2 separate regions of the Homo sapiens genome follow, and region 2 is linked to region 1. A link is a loop called in an ENCODE intact Hi-C map of the cell type or tissue named here. Cell type or tissue: OCI-LY7. All regions are shown on one strand. Links, peaks and the distances in the headings refer to the core of each region. The heading gives the core; the rest is flanking DNA.

Region 1 (11,199 bases), core at 1,486-9,485:
ATTCATCCAAGTCCTTTCCCTCTTCCTGAAACATGTCTACTCAAAATTCTTGATAGTTCTATTTTTTTTCTTTTGCCAGTAACTATGATGTCACAAGCATCAAAACAATTACTATATACTTACTAATCATTTCAACTTGTCAGCAAGGTTGTCTTATGTCTGTGGCCTATATCTGCATTAAATTTTTTTTAACATTTATTTATTTATTTATTTAGAGACAGAGTTTCACTCTCGCCACTGAGGCTGGAGTGCAATGGCATGATCTCAGCTCGCTGCAACCTCCACCTCCCAGGTTCAAGCGATTCTCCCACCTCAGCCCACCGAGTAGCTGGGATTACAGGCGCCCACCACCAGGCCCAGCTAATTTTCATATTTTTGGTAGAGACGGGATTTCACCATGTTGGCCAGGCTGGTCTCGAAGTCCTGACCTCAGGTGATCTGCCCGCCTCAGCCTCCCAAAGTGCTGGGATTACAGGTGTAAGCCACTGTGCCGGCTACTTTTATTTTTTTAGAGATGGGGGTCTCACTCTGTCGCTCAGGCTGGAGTGCAGTGGCTGGATCATAGCTCACCGCAGCCTTCAACTCCTGGGCTCAAGGGATCTTCCTGCTTCAGCCTCCTGAGTAGCTTGGATTACAGAGGCATGCCACCAAGCCCGGCTAATTTTTAAAAAGTTTTACTTTTTGTAGACGGGGACTCACTTTGTTGCCCAGGCTGGTCTCAAAACTACTGTTTCACGTGATGCATTATTTTTTAACCTACAGCAGTGCTTCAAAGTCACAGAGATTTTTGTCCTAGATCATTAGCTAAACTGCTTCTATTTAGAATTTTTTGTTGTTGTTTTCTTAAAAAAAAAAATCTAGAAATAAAGGTAGGAACGTTTCTTTCCCCCCAAGGTTGAGAACAGTCTCTTTCATCTGTTTTCCAGAATTTTAATAACTGCTTCACAGCCTCTCCTGCGGGTTAGATGTCCTGAGTGTGCTGATGTTTGCAACACTTCCCTTTTCTGCTGTTTGAATCATCTGCAACTTCACAGGGTTAGTAATAAAGTCGGCTGACGGGCAGATCTCATCCTGACCCTGGCAATAGTCACTCTTACCTAAGGCAACTGACTCAGGCTTCTCCTGGGCTCTTTTTTTCACCCCACTAGGCAGATTTCTCTCTATATATGGTAATAATGCTCCCAAGCAGAGGCCGCTGGCTTCCCCAGGAAAACTGGAAAGTGAAATCACATACCAGAGACTTTGTGGTACTGTGGCCACGGTCGTTTTTCTGCTACTAAGGGTGAAAGTCGATTATTAAAGCAATTGCATCTTCCAAGAGCGATTTTCCCGCATCCCTCCGGGCTTGGGGGCTGCAGGGACCCAGCCGGCACACTCCGCACGCCCTGCGGATGACTCACTGCGTTTGCACTGCCGCAGGCGGGCTCGGTGGTGGTGGTGACGCGGCCCGGCAGCCCGGGAACGCAGGCGGGCTGCACCCTCTGGAAGCCAGCCCGGGTCTCCGCGCTGTCTTTCCCAACATCAAAAATGCTGCTCCTATTTGCATAGTGCTTGACCTTAATTGGAGTGCTGTTAGCGCCCGCGATTCTCACCAAAACTTAGTGAAGTGTGGGTCAGTGATCTAGGCCCTTTACTCGTCGGGGAAACTGAGGCTCAGATGAATGTCTTGCCCAAAGTCACACCTAAATTGCACAGCTTAGATGTAAATACATAATTGCAGGGGGAGGCACTGTGCTTATGTCGCTCCATGCTGCGTTTTAGGTTTTCTTTACAAGGGCCAAACACCATCTGCTTTCATGTAATAAACTTCCATTCCACTTTAAATATATAGAAAGCAGCAGAGGAAGTTCAAGGGAGGGCATGAGCAAGCATGTATGGGAGTCCTATTTGTGGAAACATCACTCCAAATCAGTTAGTTTTTTTCCTAGTGAAGTTGATCAAAAGAAAGCCCAAGTTATTCAGAATGCTGAGATTTAAGGAAATGTGTAAAAATATTTATTTCTATCTTTTTAATGTGATCTCATTAGCTTTAAATAGCTGGTCTTCCTTGCTTTTTTGGGAGAGGAAAACAACGTATCTTCAAAACAGTTACCTAAAAATAGTAGAAGCTTTACCAAGGGAGCCAGGCGTGATGGCTCATGGCTGTAATCCCAGCACTTTGGGAGGCAGACGTGGGCACATCACTTGAAGCCAAGAGTTCGAGATCAGCCTGGCCAACTTGGTGAAACCTCATCTCTACTAAAAATAGAAAAATAGGCCGGGCATGGTGGTGTGCACTTGTAATCCCAGCTACTCAGGAGGCTGAGGCGGGAGAATCGCTTGAACTCAGGAGGCTGAGGTTGCAGTGAGCTGAGATGGCGCCGCTGCACTCCAGCCTGGGCCACAGGGCGAGACTCTGTCTCAACAAACAAACAAAAAGAAACTTTACCAAGGGAGTTGTAAATAGAGGTTTGTTTTCAAATTTCATTTTCAAATGCAGCAATATTTATTTTGCTGTCGATATTGTTAGAAAGTGTGTAGGAGAAAACTGAATGTTGTTAGAATATTTAAAAATATGCAGCAGTCTCACAAGCTTCAGTAAGTTTTAAGTTCCTTTGGGTGGGTGTGATAGTTATGACATCAATTGAAGAATACTAACTGTAGAGTATGTTAGACAAAATACACACTCAATGGATGTTGATTAAAACCATTCTTACTCCACTGTTCGAAGCAATTCAATTGTTGTTGTTGTTTTTGTTTGTTTTTGAGATGGAGTCTTGCTCTGTCACCCAGGCTGGAGTGCAGTGGCGCAATCTCAGCTCAATGCAACCTCAGCCTCCGGGGTTCAAGCAATTCTCCTGCCTCAGCCTCCCAAGTAGCTGGAATTACAGGCACACACCACCACGCCGAGCTAATTTTTGTGTTTTTAGTAGAGAGACGATTTCACCATGTTGGCCAGGCTGGTCTTGAACTCCTGATCTCAGGTAATCCTCCTGCCTTGGCCTCCCAAAGTGCTGAGATTACAAGCGTGAGCACCATGCCCAGCTGAAATTCAATATTAGAGTCAGGTTTGAAGCCCACTGTCAGCATCATTGTACTGTTGATTTAAGTATAGTTCTATCCAGAAGAAGAATAAACTAGATGTCTCCGTAAAGTAACTTTTAGTCATGTTTCTCAGCCCTGTCTGGATTGCCAGGGCATTTCTAAAAGGGGCCAGGCACAGTGGCTCTTGCCTGTAATCCTAGCACCTTGGGAGGCCAAGGCAGGAGGATCACTTGAGGCCAGGAGTTGGAGACCATCCCGGGCAACATAGCGAGACCCCGTCTCTAAAATAAAGTAAAAATAGGGCCAGGCGCGGTGGCTCATGCCTGTAATCCCAGCACTTTGGGAGGCCGAGGTGGGCGGATCACCTGAGGTCAGGAGCTTAAGACCAGCCTGGCCAACGTGGTGAAACCCCATCTCTACTAAAAATACAAAAAATTAGCTGGCTGGGCATGTGACGGGCCCCTGTAATCCCAGCTGCTTAGGAGGCTGAGGCAGGAGAATCGCTTGAACTCAGGAGGCCAAGTTTGCAGTGAGCAGAGATTGCGCCATTGCACTCCAGACTGGGCAACAAGGGCAACAAGAGAGAAACTCTGTCTCAAAAAATAAATAAAATAAAATAAAATAAAATAAAATAAAATAAAATAAAATAAAATAAAACAAAATAAAATAAAATAAATAAAATAAAATATAAAATAAAATAAAATAAAATATAAAATAAAATAAAATAAAAAATAAAAATAAAATATAAAATAAAATAAATAAAATAATAAAATAAAATAAAATATAAAATAAAATATAAAATAAAATAAAATAATAAAATAAAATAAGCCAGATGTGGGGTTGTGCGCCTGCAGTCCCAGCTACTGGGGAGTCTGAGCTGAGAGGATCGCTTGAGCCTGGGAGGTTGAGGCTGCAGTGAGCCATGAGCCATGGTCGTGCCACTGTACTCCAGCCTGGGCAACAGAATGAGAATCTGTCTCAAAAAATAATTTTAGAAAAGGGTGGCAAAGGCTGTATGGCCTTTGGGAACAGTCTCATTGCTATTCACCTTGATCATGTCTTCCACCTGCACAATTCCCACTGCCTTTCCCACCGGCACTCCCCTTAACCCTGACTGCAAAAAATTAATGAATGAATTAATTAAAAATTAATACATTATAATCAATATAGTCTCACTTTATAACACTATCATTACCACCTTCATTATCTGTTCCTGCCACTATTTTTCACCTGGACAAAACACAAAGACGTCAATCAAGCAACAAAAAACTCCAAAAAAACCACACAAAAAGCAAAAGTACCCGTACCCCAACTCAGTAGTCTGAAAACCCTTCCGGCATTTTTCAGTGGACTACAGAGCGATATTGGGCATACCAATTGGTGTTTCCTTTTCTAAGTTCAGAAGACAAATAGAAATGTATGAGCCACAGTGCTTAGTTTTTCCATATTGTGGCTCTCATTTTTCCAGCGGGATGCAGAGAAAGTAGTTCTTGTCTGTCACCTAGTGGACAAAAATGGATTTGCGCCTTGCCACTATGCTCTGGTAGCTAAACTTCAGAAACCGCATTGATTCAAATAAAGATTGTTGGATTCTATGAGATGATTCTACTTTCCGAGCTTCAGAGCTCCACAGGTTGAAAAAAAACAAGATGATATAATGCTGAAGACTTGTTGCAAAACAGAACAGGAGTTGATGCAAAATCAAGATGGGAAGAAAACCACACTTACAGAACCACGTAATAAATAGCTGTGCTTGGTGAGGGAATATTATTGTCATTCATATGAGTCAATTGCAATCAGAATACTATGTGGAGCAATGGCTTTAAATGGCCCCATCCTCCAATAAAGCAAAGCAAACAAGAACGTATTGCTGACTTTCAAATGAGCAGAAGTTCTTGTAATCCCCCTGCTAAAAAATTTAAATGAACTTTAACCCAACTCTTTCCCTTGTATCTAGTAAGTCATCTAGTCTTACCAGTTTTTTTCTTACTGCTACTAAGAGTGAGCAATAGATGCTTTTCCATATCAGTTTCCATCTTAGCTCTGACCAGACTACACACTGTCATTAGATTCATCTTCCTTAAACTTGTCACTATTTTTTGAAAATACCCTAGAACTCAATTTCCCTTTCTTTCCAAATACCTCCTCCATCTGATTTCACTGTTACTTTAATCCAGTGTCATCCTACCCTTACATTTTCATTTCCCTGGCCCATTGAAGAAGTGTTGCTCATTGCAGCCTTTGAGTCTTCAGATGGGGTCCTGTCCTTCCCTCCCTTTGCCAGATGAAGCCTTTTCATCCTGTAGGATCCAGCCCAGCTGTTGCCCCTCCATGTCACTCTCCCTTGTCTGAGTAATCCTATGAGGGTTATAGGTTATATTCTATAACTGTGTGCTTGTGCAAATACTTGTCAAATGGTTTACTATTGATACACAGGCTTCAGTCTCATCTTATCCAAAATCTATTGGGAAATATTCCAGGCCAGATACCATTTCTTATCCCTTTTCAAGCCCTCATCGGGGTCTACATGTTTGGGAGCACTGTGAGCTCAGTAAGATACTTGTCGATTGGTTTTCTTTATCAGCTCATAATTCTGCAAGGAAGATGGAGCTGGTATTGTAATTCCTGATTTACAAACGAGGACGCTGAAGCCCAGAGCATTTTCAAGACTTGTTCTTGGGAATGGCAGTGCCAGGACAGGAGCTCTGGGTATTTCCTCCTTGTCTAGTCCCCTTCCTGGTGCACCCCACGGTCATCATACTGATAGAGTGATGCACTAAGCCTGTATTTATTTTCAGATCGATTTCTAGATAACGAGCACAAGCTCATATTGTGAGGAGCAGCTAGACAACAGATGATAATCAGGGTGTGTGCTTATGCAGCCTGGGTGGCAATTTCAGTTCTTTCTGGGTGGCGATGCCACACTTTCAGCCCACACCCATTTGTCCTTTTTGAAAACCACAAACGAGTGCTTGGGCATGTATGACATTCTCCGGCACAGCCCTCTGCACTCATCCAAATACCTGAACTGGCTTGTTTACTCCTTTAAACCACAGTGGCTCCAACTGCTTCCTGCCCTCCTAGCCTGCTGGAAGGTCTCCTGTGGTTTTGGAGCTCACAGGCACATGAGGAATAATTAAAAACCACTGCCATGCGAAAGGGTGTTTTAACGAGTTGTCAGTGAATGACCGGAGTCGGGAAGAATTTCTAGGTAGTTCCTCCTCTGGCCACAGGATGGATTCATTTTCCATCTGGAATTGCACCATGAAGCCTCCTTGGATGCTTTTGTTCTTCCATGCCTGGCTTGGGCCCTGAGGCTTGGGTGTGCTGGGCAGGAGCACAGGGTAGTAAAATGAAAATATCATGTCTACACTCAGGGAGTTCAGAGGGATGGCCTTGATGAAATCAGTCCATTAAATACCTAGAAAATAGATGTTAACAAGATTGTTATGCAATGCTACTGATTTAGAATGATCGTGTGTATTAATCAAACAAAAGCAGTAGAGAGAGGCATAAATTGATTGTTTAAGGAAAATCTAAATGCATAGTTGTAACAAGTGACTTTTATTTTTTCTTTCTGCTTTGAGACAGGGTCTTGCTCTGTCGCCCAGGCTAGAGTACAGTGTCTCTATCACAGTTCACTGTAGCCTTTATCTCCTTGGCTCAGGTGATCCTCCTGCCTCAGCCTCCTGAGTAGCTGGGACTACAGGTGTGCACCACCACACCTGGTTGATTTTGTACTTTTTGTAGAGGTGGGAGTCTCACTTTGTTGTCCAGGCTTGTCTCAAACTCTTGGGCTCAAGCTAGCCTCCTGACTCGACCTCCCAAAGTGCTGGGATTATAAGCCAGCCAGAAATGACTTTTATAATTGCACCTAGAAGTGTCATGAAATGCAATATTAGTACTTCTATTTTATGATAATACTATTGACATATAAAGAAGATTGATTTTAAAATTTACAAGAAAAAAAAAACCCCATTAAAAAGTGGGCAAAGGACATGAACAGACACTCCTCAAAAGAAGACATACATACGGCAAAAACATATGAGAAAAAGCTCAACATCACTGATCATTAGAGAAACGCAAATTGAAACCACAATAAGATACCATCTCATGCCAGTCAGAGTGGCTATTATTACAAAGCAAAAAACTAACAAACAAACAAACAACAGATGCTGGCAAGATTGGAAAGAAAAAGGAATGCTTTTACATTATTGGTGGGAATGTAAATTATTTCAACCATTGTGGAAGACAGTGTGGTGATTCCTCAAAGACCTAGAGGCAGAAATACCATTTGACCCAGCAATCCCATTACTGGGTATATACCCAAAGGAATATAAATCATTCTATTATAAAGATACATGCACGCGTGTGTTCACTGAAGCCATTCTGTTATAAAGATACATGCACGCGTATGTTCACTGCAGCACTATTCACAATAGCAAAGATATGAAATCAATCTAAATGCCCATCAGTGATAGACTGGATAAAGAAAATGTGGCACATAGCCCCATGGAATATATGCAGCCATGAAAAGGAACAAGATCATGTCCTTTGCAGGGACATGGATAGAGTTGGGAGCTGCTATCCTCAGCAAACTAATGCAGGAACAGAAAAGCAAACACTGCATGTTCTCACTTAAAAGTGGAAGCTGAATGATAAGAACACATGGACACATAGCAGGCAACAACATACACTGGGGCCTGGCACGGGGGTGCAGGGGGAAGGAGAGCATTAGGAAGAATAGCTAATGGGTGCTGAGCTTCATACCTAGGGGATGGGATGGTCCGTGCAGCTACCATGGCACAGGTTTACCCATGTAACAAACCTGCACATCCTGCACATGTACCCCTGAACTTAAAAGTTGAAGAAAAAAGAAAGAATATTGGTTTTCGACCAAGTTATTAAAAAGTTTCATGATAAAAGTGGCAAGAGATTTTAAAATGAGAATTGAAACCAACTAGGAACTTGCCATGTAATGTACCAGATGCAGAGGACTCAAGAAGAGCCCAGAATTATTCCCACTGGGAACTGCCCAGATGGTGACGACAACACCAAGTACAACTGCAAACCTCGTGTTCTTCTGTTCTCCCAGCAGGCCGGTGGGAGGGAAGACCAGCTATTCAGAGCCCTCTTTTGTAGGCTTAGAAAGTCAAATGTCTCCCCAACCCCACATTCTTCATAGCTTGGTGGTTGTGGTGAGGGTGGGTGGGTGCCAGTTCTGAAGCCAAGGCCGTGTGACTTCACTATCCACTGAATATTCATACACCAGTGTGTTAAGATACAAACTCCAGGCCGGGTGTGGTGGCTCATGCCTGTAATCCCAGCACTTTGGGAGGCCGAGGTGGATGGATCACGAGGTCAGAAGTTCAAGACCAGCCTGGCCAAGATGGCGAAACCCTGTCTCTACTAAAAATAGAAAAATTAGCCGGGTGCAGTGGCGCCTGCCACTGTATTCTCAGCTACTCAGGAGGCTGAGGCAGGAGAATCGCTTGAACCTGGGTGGCAGAGGTTGTAGTGAGCCGAGATTGCACCACTGCACTCCAGCCTGGGCAACAGAGTGAGACTCCATCTCAAAAAAAAAAAAAAAAGGTACTAACTCCACCCATGTCATAATAATATTGACTATTCAGCTCTTGGAATATGTGTGCAAAAATATTATTTTTCTACTCTTATGTAAATTCAAATGTTGTCTGAACAAGTTTTGAGAGGTGACAGCGTGCTGGCAGTCCTCAGAGCCCTCGCTTGCTCTCAGCACCTCCCCTGCCTGGGCTCCCACTTTGTGGCATTTGAGGAGCCCTTCAGCCCCCCACTGCACTGTGGGAGCCCCTTTCTGGGCTGGCCAAGGCCGGAGCCCACTCCCTCAGCTTGCAGGGAGGTGTGGAGGGAGAGGCACGAGCGGGAACCGGGGCTGCGTGCGGCGCTTGCGGGCCAGGTGGAGTTCCGGGTGGGCGTGGGCTTGGCGGGCCCCGCACTCGGAGCAGCCAGCCAGCCCTGCTGGCCCCGGGCAGTGGGGGACTTAGCACCCGGGCCAGTGGCTGCGGAGGGTGTACTGAGTCCCCCAGCAGTGCTGGCCCACCGGCACTGCGCTTGATTTCTCGCTGGGCCTTGGCTGCCTTCCCGCGGGGCAGGGCTCGGGACCTGCAGCCCACCATGCCTGAGCCTCCCACCCACTCCATGGGCTCCTGTGCTGCCCGAGCCTCCCCGACGAGCACCACCCCCTACTCCACGGCGCCCAGTCCCATCGACCACCCAAGGGCTGAGGAATGCGAGCGCACGGTGCAGGACTGGCAGGCAGCTTCACTTGCAGCCCCAGTGCGGGATCCACTAGGTGAAGCCAGCTGGGCTCCTGAGTCTGGTGGGGACGTGGAGAGTCTTTATATCTAGCTCAGGGATTGTAAATACACCAATCAGCACCCTGTGTTTAGCTCAAGGTTTGTGAGTGCACCAATCGACACTCTGTATCTAGCTGCTCTGGTGAGGACGTGGAGAACCTTTATGTCTAGCTCAAGGATTGTAAATACACCAATCGGCACTCTGTATCTAGCTCAAGGTTTGTAAACACACCAATCAGCACCCTGTGTTTAGCTCAAGGTTTGTGAATGCACCAATTGGCACTTTGTATCTAGCTGCTCTGGTGGGGCCTTGGAGAACCTGTGTGTTGAAACTCTATCTAACTAATCTGATGGGGAGGTGGAGAACCTTTGTATCTTGCTCAGGGATTGTAAACGCACCAATCAGCGCCCGGACAAAACAGGCCACTGGGCTCTACCAATCAGCAGGATGTGGGTGGGGCCAGATAAGAGAATAAAAGCAGGCTTTCGGAGCCGGCATTGGCAACCCACTCGGGTCTCCTTCCCCACTGCGGAAGCTTTGTTCTTTCGCTCTTTGCAATATGTTTTGCTACTGCTCACTCTTTGAGTCCATGCTGCTTTTATGAGCTGTAACACTCACCGTGAAGATTTGCAGCTTCACTCCTGAGCCCAGCAAGACTACGAGCCCACCAGGAGGAACGAACAACTCCAGACGTCCCCCCCTAAGAGCTGTAACACTCACCGCGAGGGTCAGCAACTTCATTCTTGAAGTCAGTGAGACCAAGAACCCACCAATTCTGGACACAGTTTCCGTGGGAAACCTTGGGGAAAAAATCCACTGGGAAATGTCTTGTGGGCTGGGCGTGGTGGTTTATCCCTGTAATCCCAGCACTTTGAGAGGCCAAGGTGAGAGGATTGGTTGAGTCTCGCAGTTCAAAAGCAGCAGGGGCAACACAGTGATACCCTGTCTCTACAAAAAATTAAAAAATATTAGCTGGGTGTGGTGGTGCACACATGTAGTCTTCGCTACTGGGGAAGGTGAGATGAGAGGATGAGTTAAGTGCAGGAGTCGGAGGCTGCAGTGAGCTATGATGGCACCACTGCACTCCAGTCGAGTGACACAGCAAGACTCTCTTTTTTTTCTTTGAGACGAAGTCTCACTCTTGTCCCCCACGCTGGAGTTAAATGGCGCGATCTCGGCTCACTGCAACCTCCACCTCCTGGGTTCAAGCACTTCTCCTGCCTCAGCCTCCGGAGTAGCTGGGATTACAGGCGCCTGCCACCACACCTGGCTAATTTTTGTATTTTTAGCAGAGATGGGGTTTCACCATGTTGGCCAGGCTGGTCTCGAACTCCGGACGTCAGGTGATCTGCCCACCTTGGCCTCCCAAAGTGTGGGGATTACAGGCATGAGCAACCGTACCCAGCTGACTCTGTCTCTTAAAAAAAGTTTTTTAGTATAAATTTCACTGTGTATGAGTTAGTTTGATTTTAAGGAATCTTCCTATCACTTCACACGAAGTGCTAATGAGGAAGACAAAAGACTAGAATCATGCCCATGGTTTTTTAGCCTTTTATCGGCCAACGACATCTGCAAAGCCACTTGCTGTGCTAAGTAACTAGGATCAGAACCTGTATGGCCTGGAATGTCTGTCTAGTCAGTAGACCTTGGACACAGACATCACAAAACTATATAACCAGAAATGACAGGTTGAAAAACATGTTCGAGGTTGTTGCTTATCTTTAATTTTTCTCAAACATATCAGAAACTATATTCCTTAAGTCCTGGATGCAAACCACATCTTTTCCATTTAACGTGACAAACTTGGACTGATAGATGGTTTCTTGCTGACAGAAAATT
Region 2 (11,199 bases), core at 2,202-10,201, 120 kb after region 1:
AGCTCACTGCAGCCTCAAACTCCTGGGCTCAAGCATCAGTCGGATGACTCTTGACCTCAGGGACAACATACTAGTTTGGGAGTCACAGAGGAGAAATAATTAGCAAGCAAAGCAAGACGGCATGTTTTATTTCAGGGTTCCTCTTAACCATGATGCCCATCTCCCACACCCTCACCCCTGGCAGCCACCCTCAGCTAGATGCTCAAGGACTTTCTCTTTGCTATTCATCCTCATTTCTAAACCATACATTTTACTCACCTACCCGCAGGAGAAATACCGTCTGTGGCCCCAGAGGAGGCGGGCAGCAGCAGGATATGGGAGGTTCTGCTGGGGACTGGTGCCACGTGCCCTCTGCCACCCCACCCCACTAGCTGATGCCACCCCATCACCCACAGCCTCTTTTAGTGCCTCTGAATCAGGCACAGGCTTTTAGACAGTGCTGCGCATTCCCTCAAGTTCAGTAAGTCCAGGAAATCTTTACCATCCACAGCTCAATTGAAAACAAAACAACGTGGCCAGGTGTGGTGGCTCATGCCTGTAATCCCAGCACTTTGGGAGGCTGGGGTGGGCAGATCACTTGAGGTAAGGAGTTCGAGACCAGCCTGACCAACATGGTGAAACCTCATCTCTGCTAAAAATACAAAAAATATTAGCAGGACATGGTGCCTGTAAATCCAGCTACTCAGGAGGCCGAGGTGGAAGGATCACTTGAACCTGGGAGGTGGAGCTGAGATCACGCCACTGCACCACTCCAGCCTGGATGAAAGAGTGAGACTCCGTCTGAAAAAAAAAAAAAGAGAGAGAGAGAGAAAGAAAACAAAACAACATTACCCCCATGTTTTCCCCTTCCCTGCTAAAAACAAATCCAAAAATCCACACTCTATTCCAGGGAAATAAATGGACATTTAGGGTTAAGATACTGAAAAAGATAATGTTACCTTCCTCTCAGCTGCCTTATTTGGTTGTTTTAAGCTAAATGGAAGATTCTTGTTTAGAATCACAAAAAGAAATAATAACACCACGTGGACCTGGACGCAGACATCCTCCGCTTTGCTCCACAACCCTTCCACTGTGCTCCCTGCACTGGCGGGCAGGAATCCTGGGCGCTTACAATGCAGGGGAGCATGAGCGTTGGGAGGGGAGGGGGTCTCTGCCTCAAAAACCCAGTACATGGCAGCAGCAGTTCAGTTGTTTACAAAATAGGGACTGATTCCCTTCCCTTCCCTTCCCTTCCCTTCCCTTCCCTTCCCTTCCCTTCCCTTCCCTTCCCTTGCGTTCTCTCCCCGCCCCTCCCCTCCCCCCCGCCCCCTCCCCTCCCTTCCCCCCTCCCCTCCCCTCCCCTTCCCCTTCTTTCCTTCCCCCTTCTTCCCTTCCCTCTCCTCACCCACCCACTTCCCTTCCCCCCTCCCTCTCCCCTCCCCTCCCCTCCCATCCTCCCCTCCCCTCCTTTCCCACTCCTCTCCCCTCCACCCTCTTCCCCTCCCTTTCCTCCCTTTCCCTTTCTTTCCTCTCCTTTCCCTTCCTTCCCCTTCCTTCTGACAGATTCTCGTGCTGTTGCCCAGGCTGGAGTGCAATCACATGATCTCCGTTCACTGCAGCTTCCGCCTCCCAGGTTCAAATGATTCTGGTGCCTCAGCCTCCCAAGTAGCTGGGATTCAGGCATGTACCACCAAGCCCAGCTAATTTTTGTATATATATATATATATATTTTTTTTTTTTTTGAGATGGAGTCTCTCTCTGTCGCCCAGGCTCGAGTGCAGTGGCGCGATCTGAGCTCACTGCAAGCTCCGCCTCCCAGGTTCACGCCATTCTCCTACCTCAGCCTCCCAGGTAGCTGCGACTACAGGTGCCCACCACCACGCCCGGCTAATTTTTTTGTATTTTTAGTAGACACAGGGTTTCACCATGTTAGCCAGGACGGTCTGGAACTCCTGACCTCAAGTGATCCACCTGCCTAGGCCTCCCAAAGTGCTGGGATTACAGGCGTGAGCCACCGCGTGGCCTGAGTTTCATTGAAAAAGACCACGTGTGCACAGTGCCTGGGGCACGTGTGGTCCTCAGTTCCCGAGATTTCCCTTTCTACAAGAGCAGTGACCAAATTTTAGGCCTCTCCTTAAGGCACCTTCCAAGATGCAAGTCCCCACCTGGTGGCCAGTCAGGCCACATGGAAGTGCATGAGGGTGGGGACACAAAAGTATCCTACACTTGCAACTCTTTATTTTCACTTTCTGCACTTTTTTCTTTCATCTTCTCTTTTTTCTCTGGTTCTCTCCTTTCTCCTGCTAGCTCAATTTTCCCTCCCCAGGTTTTTGGAACCCAGAGATCTGGCTTTCTACTGTTTCACTTTGTGCCCTTAGAAAGGTCCCTTCACCCCCTTGGGGCTCTCTCCTCTTGAGGAGAGGGAGGAAGTTGGATTACAGTTTAGGAAGATGTGATTGGGGCTGATCTAGTTGAAATGATGACCGAGGGCTTGGAATTCCCTCCAAATGCTCTAGCCAGCCCACCCAGGGTGCTTTCTTTTTGATGGGGTCCCAGGGACTTCTCAGCACTTCCACACCACCAAACTCTCTGATTGCTGAGTCGGCTCTAGTAAGTATTTTTCTTTTTCTCTTCTGCCCACACTTGGCAGTGTGGGGACAGAAGGAAAGAAGCTGGCGATCCCATGCCAAGCTGCTGAGGCAGTCTTTTCTCTAAAGTGGTCATGGAGTGTGTGTCATCCTCTGCAAGGCATGTATCTGCCAATGCAGGGGTGAGGCCTCGGCCACCTCCACCCTCTGCCGGAGCATTCAAACGTCTCCAACTACAGCCATTCCCCTGAATGGCTGCAGAGGTCAATGAAGTAACGTCTGAAAATGCTTGTGGGATCTTTGGGTTTCCAAAGCATTCTTCTTTCTAACTCTGGAATAAGGCTCTTCCTTAAAAATAGAAAGCCATCTGTGGGGTGAATTTTAATATACTGTGCACAATAATCCCATCCTCATGCTGTGGTTGTGTCCACAGTCCTGGGGCAGGGCCAACATGTGACCACTTAAATTATTTATCAACAAATTTTTCTCCTCACGTCCACATGGATGTTGAAATGGTTTTCTAATTCATTTTTAAAATATGCTCTGGGTTCATGACCCCAGCTTCGGGGAATCATGACATCCTCATCACTTGACAGTGCCAGCAATCAGTCAGCTCCAAAGAGCATGTGTACTTCAAAAAGACTGACTCAGCCCAGCCTTAGAGGATTCTCCTTTGGGGTGCAGGACTGGGTTCAAACTGAGTTTTCCAACACTGGGCGAGTTTCAGCAAAGTAGGGCTGGGATAATGGTGCGGCTCTTGTGATTAATCTACTCCAGGAAAGGTTGAATGAGAAGTTAATGTGGATCCCCCAGAAGCTGCAGAGGGTTAAGAGCTTTTATTTTAGCGAGAATTTAAGATGCGAGGCCTGTCAGGTGCACGTGCCATCAAAAACATGACCTAATCCTATTGATTTTCTTTTAATGTTCACAGACTGGGAGCCCCGGGAGGGAGGCAGACAGCACCAATGCATTGCGCAAAATGTCTAGTTTTCAAACCATGTAAACTTGGTCTGGGAAAAGAGTGGGCTCTGTGGAATGTTGCTCCTTCAGCAGCTGATGTGAAGATGCTTATGGTGACCACAAGCCAAGCCTCTGCAGGAGGTTATAGGAGCCCCAGCTCATATTAGGAATTCTAAATTCAGATAAAGCTGGATTATTAGATTGAACTCTATGAAATTGTTCAATATTCAACCATCTTTTACCTATAAAAATGGCTGTTTCATATGGTTTGACATGCTGTGTATGCTTGAGACTTGACTGTGACCTTCTTATCTCATGATGGCAAGAAAACCCCATGTGGAATTTAGGTGAAATCCTACTTGTCCTCCAAGGCCAGGTCTTGGGGGATTCATAGAGCATCCTAGGCTAACATGACTTTAGGCCCGTGAAGCCACTCATGGTTTCTCACAACCCAATCAAAACTAATCTCCCCAGGCCAGATGTGGCAGCTCACTCCTTTACTCTCAGCATTTTGGGAGGCCGAGGCAGGAGGATTGCTTGAGGCCAGGCTTTCAAGACCAGTCTGGGCAACATAGCGAGATCCTATCTTTCTATAAATAAATAAGAATTAGTCTTCCTCACCCTGGCGTATTGACGATAGTTAGCTAACACTATTTATGAAATAGATACCTTTAGTTATAGCTATTGCTGTTCCTGAATGCCCTTTAAAATGACAAATACTTTGAGGATGTGAGCCGTCATGGATATCTCTGTATCTCCCGGTGCCTTTTCACAGAGTAGGCATTCTTCATTGTTATTGCTTAACTACCTGAATCTTGATACTTTTACTCAGTAGCAAAACGGATCATGACCAGTTGGCTCTTTTCAGAATTTATAATGGGGCTATAGCTTTTCCTTCATAGACCTTTAAAAAATTGATTACAGTCCTTTAAATTGGAGTTAAAAGATTGTTATCTTTTTCTTCTCATGAACCATATAACATTTCTATGAGCACAAATGCGTTTTGTGAGTGTTGATGTGAATTCAGAGAATGCTTTAGATCAGCAGTCCCCAAACTTTTGGGCACCAGGGACCAGTTTTGTGGAAGACAATTTTTCCACAGAGAGGGACAGGAAATGGTATTGGGATGATTCAAGCACATTTCATTTATCATTATACTTTCTTTCTTTTTTTTTTTTTGAGACGGAGTCTCGCTTTGTCACCAGGCTGGAGTGCAGTAGCGTGATCTCGGCTCACTGCAACCTTCGTTTCCTGGGTTCAAGCGATTCTCCTGCCTCAGCCTCCCAAGTAGCTGGGACTACAGGCGCACGCCACCAAGCCCAGCTAATTTTTGTATTTTTAGTAGAGATGGGGTCTCACCATGTTGGCCAGGATGGTCTCGATCTCTTTACCTTGTGATCCACCTGCCTCGGCCTCCCAAAGTGCTGGGATTACAGGCATGAGCCACCGTGCCTGGTCTATCATTACATTTTCGTAAGGGGCCATGCAACCTAGATCCATCGTGTGCACGGTTCACAATAGGGTTCGCACTCCTGTGAGAATCTAATGCCATCACTGATCTGACAGGAGGCAGAGCTCAGCTTCCCTTGCTTGCCCACCCCTCATCTTCTTCTGTTTGGTCTAGTTCCTAACAGGCTACAGACTGGTACCTGTCATGGCCCGGGGGGTTGAGGATCCCTGCTTTAGATCACAGCTGATCAGTTTCCCCAGTCTCACACTGCACTTAACTACAGTTTCTCCTTCTGTGTCCCCAGTAGGGGTGGCAGAAAGGGTCACAATGGGGCACAGAGGATGTTACAGTTACCTGAACATGTGCGACTAGTCCACATGGGTGCACACTGTATATGACAGGAAGGCTTCAAGTTCAACCTGGGTTAAATGAAACATGCCATCATTCCATCTTTCTTTCCCGTGCCCTCTTCTGCCGACCTGCTCCCCTTCCTGGGTGTCTGGTTGCAGTGAGTGGCTCTGATGTTCTCCCAGATGACCAACCTCAAAGACCAGTACATCCCCTGCCCCACACTGTCCCCCACATCTGTCTGCTCTGTCTCTTTCCATTGTTACCACCACTGCCTAGGTTTCTAATTATCCACATTTCTTCTTTTTTTTTTTTTATTTAAGCAAGCATCTCACTCTGTTGCCTAGGATGAAGTGCAGTGGCACAATCACAGCTTACTGCAGCCTCAAAGCAATCCTCCCACCTCAGCCTCCCTAGTAGCTAGGACCACAGGCATGTGCCACCAGTTCAGCTATTTCTTTATTTTATTTTTTGTAGAGATGAGGTCTTGGTATGTTGCCCAGGATGGTCTCAAACTCCTGGGCTCAAGCAATCCTCCTGCCTCCACCTCCCAAAGCGCTGAGATTATAGGCATGAGACACAGAGCCCAGCCACTGTCCGCATTTCTTTCCTGGCTTCCTTACTGGGTTCTCTACTTTCACTCTTGCCTTCTTCCTCTCTTCCACCAGCATAAGTTTTAGAAACTGCACTTCTGATCATGCTGCTCTGCTGCTTAAAATCCTTCATGCAGATCATGTAAGACCTTCCTGATCCAGTGCTGCCTTGCCCTCTAGAACCCAGGGTGCCTTTCTCCCCTCTGCAGTTCTACTGCGCCACCTGCAGTTTCTCTCTCCTGTGTTCATGTGTCTACTCCCTCTGAATGGTAGGCTCACACCCTCCACCTGGCCAACTCTTACTAAATCTTGGGCTTCAACTCAAGGATCACCTTCATGGTTCACTCCACCAGGCTGGGCTGTGTGTCCTGCCCAGTTCCTATAGTGCCCTAACTCACTTTTTTAAAAAAATACTTTAAGTTCTGGGGTACATGTGCAGAACATGCAGGTTTGTTACATAGGTATACACTTGCCATGGTGGTTTGCTGAAGCCATCAATGTCATCTACATTAGGCATTTCTCCTAATGCTGTCCCTCCCCTAGCCTCCCACCCCCCAACAGGCCCCAGTGTGTGATGTTCCCCTTCCTGTGTCCATGTGTTCTCGTTGTTCAGCTTCCACTTATGAGTGAGAACATGCGGTGTTTGGTTTTCTGTTCCTGTGTTAGTTTGCTGAGAATGATGCTTTCCAGCTTCATCCATGTCCCTGCAAAGGACATGAACTCATTCTTTTTTATGGCTGTCCATTATTCCATGGTGTATGTGTGCCACATTTTATTTATCCAGTCTATGATTGATGGACATTTAGGTTGGTTCCAAGTCTTTGTTATTGTGAACAGTGCTGCAGTAAACATAAGTGTGCATGTATCTTTACAGTAGAATGATTTATAATCCTTTGGGTATATACCCAGTGATAGGATTTCTGGGTCAAATGGTATTTCTGGTTCTAGATCCTTAACTCACTTTTAACAGAGCTATGGGGGCTTTCAGCTCAGCAGTGGCTCTTCTTAGCAGGGGACTGAATGTGTTCCCTTTGCCAAAGCCTACTTTGCTTTGCTTATGTGATGCTACTTACAGGATTTCCAGATTGTTTTTGGTCTCTTCAACCATTTGCTTTCTTTGGACAGGACAATGCCCAGTGATGAAGATGAAGCTCTTGTTCTTGACATCTAATCCCACACCATGACTAATAAACATGGCATGCTGCAATGGGCATTAATTTATGGGTAACAGAAGCAGATCCAAGCCTTTTAGCTAATTAAATAAAAATGCACCATACAGCAACCATCCTGCCTGCTTGGGTGTAAAATAGAGAGGAGAAAGATGGCATGCTGGTCATTGAGAGATAATTACCTGCAATTTCAGAGCTGGAATCTAGTGACAACATAAGAAAAATAATAACCTCTCTGGCTGTTAGGATTCTCAGTTCTAGCTGCGAGCAAGGAGCAAAGGCACCCACAGACTTGCCAAACCTATGTCAGGAATGACGAATAGAAGGCAGAAATCCACATCCCCAGGTGGTAAAATTGTTATCCACCTTCGTCACCTCTTTCCTAATGGAGGAAGTGAGGACAGGCAGCCTTGGAGTCCTACTTGAATGAGGCCTGGACCTTATGCAGGGTAATAAAAACCAACACGTGGGGCCTGTGCTGTAAGGTGGCAGAGGGCGATGACTCACCCCACTCATGCAGGTTGAGTCATTTCAAGGCAGAGTTGTGCCAGTTCAGTACCCAGTAATATTTTCCAGTCGACGAGTATCAGTGAACAGGAGATAACCAGTCATTTCTAGATTCTGCTCAGAGTCCCAGCTTAGAGGCTCCACCAGCTCAAAGAGACGGGATGGCAAAACAGCCACCTTAATTTCCAGATCATCTGCCAGCTCATCTGCCAGCTGACACACAGCCCATGGCTCCACTATTGCCAGTGCTGTAGCTGCACCAGACCAATCTGGTTCAACTTTTATGTAACAAAGTTGTGATTTGTTTTTCAGTTGCCCGGGACTCCCAGGTTGAAGATCATGAGCATGCCCTGATGAGCCAAGGCATGCAACCACAGGGGAACCTAAGTGCTTGGACTGAGGAGTGGGGACTGAAATAAGAAGCGGACACTGCAGGGCAGGATCAGGATCCAATCAGATCGAGCCCTGGCATCACCTCATGGCAGGATCTAGTCAGATCGTGGCTTTTGACATCACTTCATTGTGAAATCCAATCAGATCACACCTTATTACCCTATCCTTATAAAACCGGACCTAGCCCCCAGCTCGAGGAGGCACTGCTTTGGGAGTTATCCCAGGTGTTCTTGTTACTAGTTGCAAGGAATAAAATCCTCTTGCTAAATCCTCCTTGGTTGTGCAGATGTTGGCATGGATGTGGAGAGAAGGGAACACTTACGCTTTGTTGGTGAGGATGTAAATTAGCTCAACTCTGTGATAAACAGTATGGAGAGTTTTCAAAGAACTAAAAATAGAACTTCTACTCAACCCAGCAATCCTATGAGTGCATGAGTGGGTATCTACCCAAAGGAAAAGAGACCATATAAATAATATACCTATTTATTGCAGCACTATTCACAATAGCAAAGTCACGGAACCAAGCTGAGTGCCCATCAGTGGTTGACTGGATAAAGAAAATGTGGTCTATATACACCATGGAATACTAATGAAAATAATGATTTCATTCTTTTTATGGTTGTGTAGTATTCCATGGTTTATATATACCATTCTTGCGGCAATGTGGATGGAGCTGGAGGCCATCATCCTGAGTGAACTAACTGAAAAACAGAAAACCAAATACCGCGTGTTCTCACTTATAAGTGGGAACTAAACAATGGGTACGAATGATCATAAAGATGGAAATAATAGACACTGGGGGCTCCAAAAGCAGAGAGGATGGAAGAAGGACAAGGGTTGAGCACTTACCTGTTGGGTACAATGTTCACTACTGGTATATTGGGGACACTGGAAGCCCAATCCCCACTGGTATGTAATATACCCATGTAACAAACAAATATATGTACCTCCTGAATCTAAAATAATCAATCAATCAATCAATCCTCCTTGGTTGTGGTCATTGGGTTGATATCTGCCAAGTAACCACTGAGCTAAAATTGGGAGCTTTTACATATTCGGTATGTTTCTTTTTTCTTTTCTTTTCTTTTTTTTTTTTTTTTTTTTGATATGGAGTCTCACTCTGTCACCCAGGCTGAAGTGCAGTGACATGATCTTGGCTCACCACAACCTCCACCTCCCAGGTTCAAGTGATTCTCCTGCCTCAGCCTCTCAAGTAGCTGGGATTACAGGCACCTGCCACCACGCCCAGCTAATTTTTGTATTTTTAGTAGAGGTGGGGTTTTATCATGTTGGTCAGGCTGGTCTCAAACTCCTGATCTCAAGTGATCCATCTGCCTTGACCTCCCAAAGTGCTGGGATTACTGGCATAAGCCACCATGCCTGGCCCATTTTCAGTGCATTTCTGTGTTTAAAGGATATCACATAACTGAAATAACATTTTTTATAAACCATGCAACTTGGCTCTACTGGGTGAAGCTCACGTTAGAGGCCAACTTTCAACATATTTAAACTATGGAAGCCCCCAAAAGAGCAACTTACGTTAAAGGTGACTTATAGCAGAGGTAGCTAGGCTCAGTCCAGACTGGACAGTGCTCTCAAAGTTTATGTGCAGAGGCGGCAGTACCCAGGCAAGTCTTTGAAAGTCCCGGCTTAGAACTTGGCACAATCACCTTAGAGATTGTTCACTGCTACAAATGCAGGCATTGATGCAGGGGTGGGGCAGAAAGACGGGGGAGTGGGAGCCTTGCTGCTAATTGGTTTAGTCTAAGATCAAGCCTAACCTCCCTTGGCCCACACAACTGTTACTATTAAGTGAGACTGAAACTAATCAAAACTATTTACACAGATGTGCCAAGCCTGGGAGATGAAGCAATTATGTGCCCAGACCCATGTTGATGAGTAATTTGTGGCAAACTCCTCTGTATAAGAGGGGGTCATGTAGTAGCAAAGTGGGGTTGTTTTGAAGAGAAAGCCTGCTGATGTGAAACGAAGAGCTGACTTGGATTCCACATGATAGGAGACAGGTATATGCTTGGAGTGCAGCCTCTCCAGGGGAAACTGAGGGAGGGATGGGGGACTAAGTGATCTGCAACTCACTCATGAAAACCCATTTCAACCCAAAACAGACCTAACCTCCTCCACCTTCCATTAAGTAATTTATCAGGGTTTTAAAAGAAGAATCCATATTTCTTACACTTCCTTTCTGTTGGACAATGCAGTGATATGACCAAGGGCTTGGGGTGTGGATTGCAGGGGAGGGAAGGTTAATTAGCAACACAGATTAATTAGCAACCAGTCAGGGAGACGGATCTGTGCTCTGATTCATCTAACAAAAACTCTGGAGGTGGCTATGCTTAATATGCTCCTTTGCAGATGTCAGATCTATAAGTGAGAGAAGCTAAGTGAGTCACCACAGGTCACAAAGCTAGCAAGAGGAGACAGATTGTAAGATCATAAACCAAAGTCCCAGGCCTCCAAACCCCATGCTCTTTCCTACAAAATATACTATCTTCCTTCTGAAAATTATGCTCATCATAGGGACGAACTTTGTTTCCCAGGATTAGTTGGGCTCACGTACATGCTACCATATTGACTCGGGTTCTCTAGGGTACTGGACCAGAATGTTTGTTCCCTCAAAACTTGAGGTCCTAGGGCCATCTAGGAGGAGCGGTGCAAGAGGCTTTGGGATCGATTGCCAGGCTGTGGGCCCCTGGGGGTGAGGGGCCTGAACAAAACGTGAAATACGGCTCCACTTTCTGCATCAGCAGAGGGGAGGCTGGGCGTGCCTGTGCCCCCAGAAGTGAACCCTTATGTCCAGAGCAGTGAGGAATGTTGAAGTCAGGAATTCCCCCTTCCTTCCCTCAAGCCAGGTCCTCAGAAGCCCGGATGAAACTCCTTGATAGGAGATGTTTTGAAGGAACCTGGGTAAAGTGCTTCTGTGGACTGCAAGATCTAACAAGTCTCAGAGTCAGACAGTCTGAGGAGTAGACCCATAGATGCCGAGTGCATACTTTCTCTGGGCGACACTTTGCATTTACGGAACAGGTGCTGGGAGCCAGGAGGTGAGAACTCCCAGAGACTCAGTCCCTGCCCTCAAGGAATTCCCAGTCTAATCAGGGACATGAGCTTGTAAACCTGGCTCCTCCCCGACCCGGCCCTCAGCCCAACCCTGAGTCATCCTGATGCTCACTCAGGATTGGAGGTCCTGGAAG

The links. Peaks named below come from ENCODE experiments on the same cell type or tissue, not always from the same donor. Only the 100,000 strongest peaks of a DNase experiment are listed, where the experiment ranks them.
Region 2: a loop joins it to region 1, with 7 times the contacts of the local background. A loop is called at or near these places in 11 of 110 quality-filtered maps.

What each region holds. Positions count from the first base shown.
Region 1 is chr10:33,004,381-33,015,579 of GRCh38, forward strand. The region is part of intron 2 of ITGB1-DT (ITGB1 divergent transcript); the gene reads left to right. Among named protein-coding and RNA genes, the nearest start is that of ITGB1-DT, 27 kb to the left of the region's middle. In OCI-LY7, for the core only: CTCF peaks have their summits at 4,540 (motif pointing left) and 6,210; a DNase peak (open chromatin) is centred at 4,521; H3K4me3 peaks cover 259 bases.
Region 2 is chr10:33,126,662-33,137,860 of GRCh38, forward strand. No RefSeq gene overlaps it. Among named protein-coding and RNA genes, the nearest start is that of IATPR, 15 kb to the left of the region's middle. RefSeq lists an enhancer at 7,106-8,305. In OCI-LY7, for the core only: CTCF peaks have their summits at 2,221 and 6,133 (motif pointing left); a DNase peak (open chromatin) is centred at 6,130.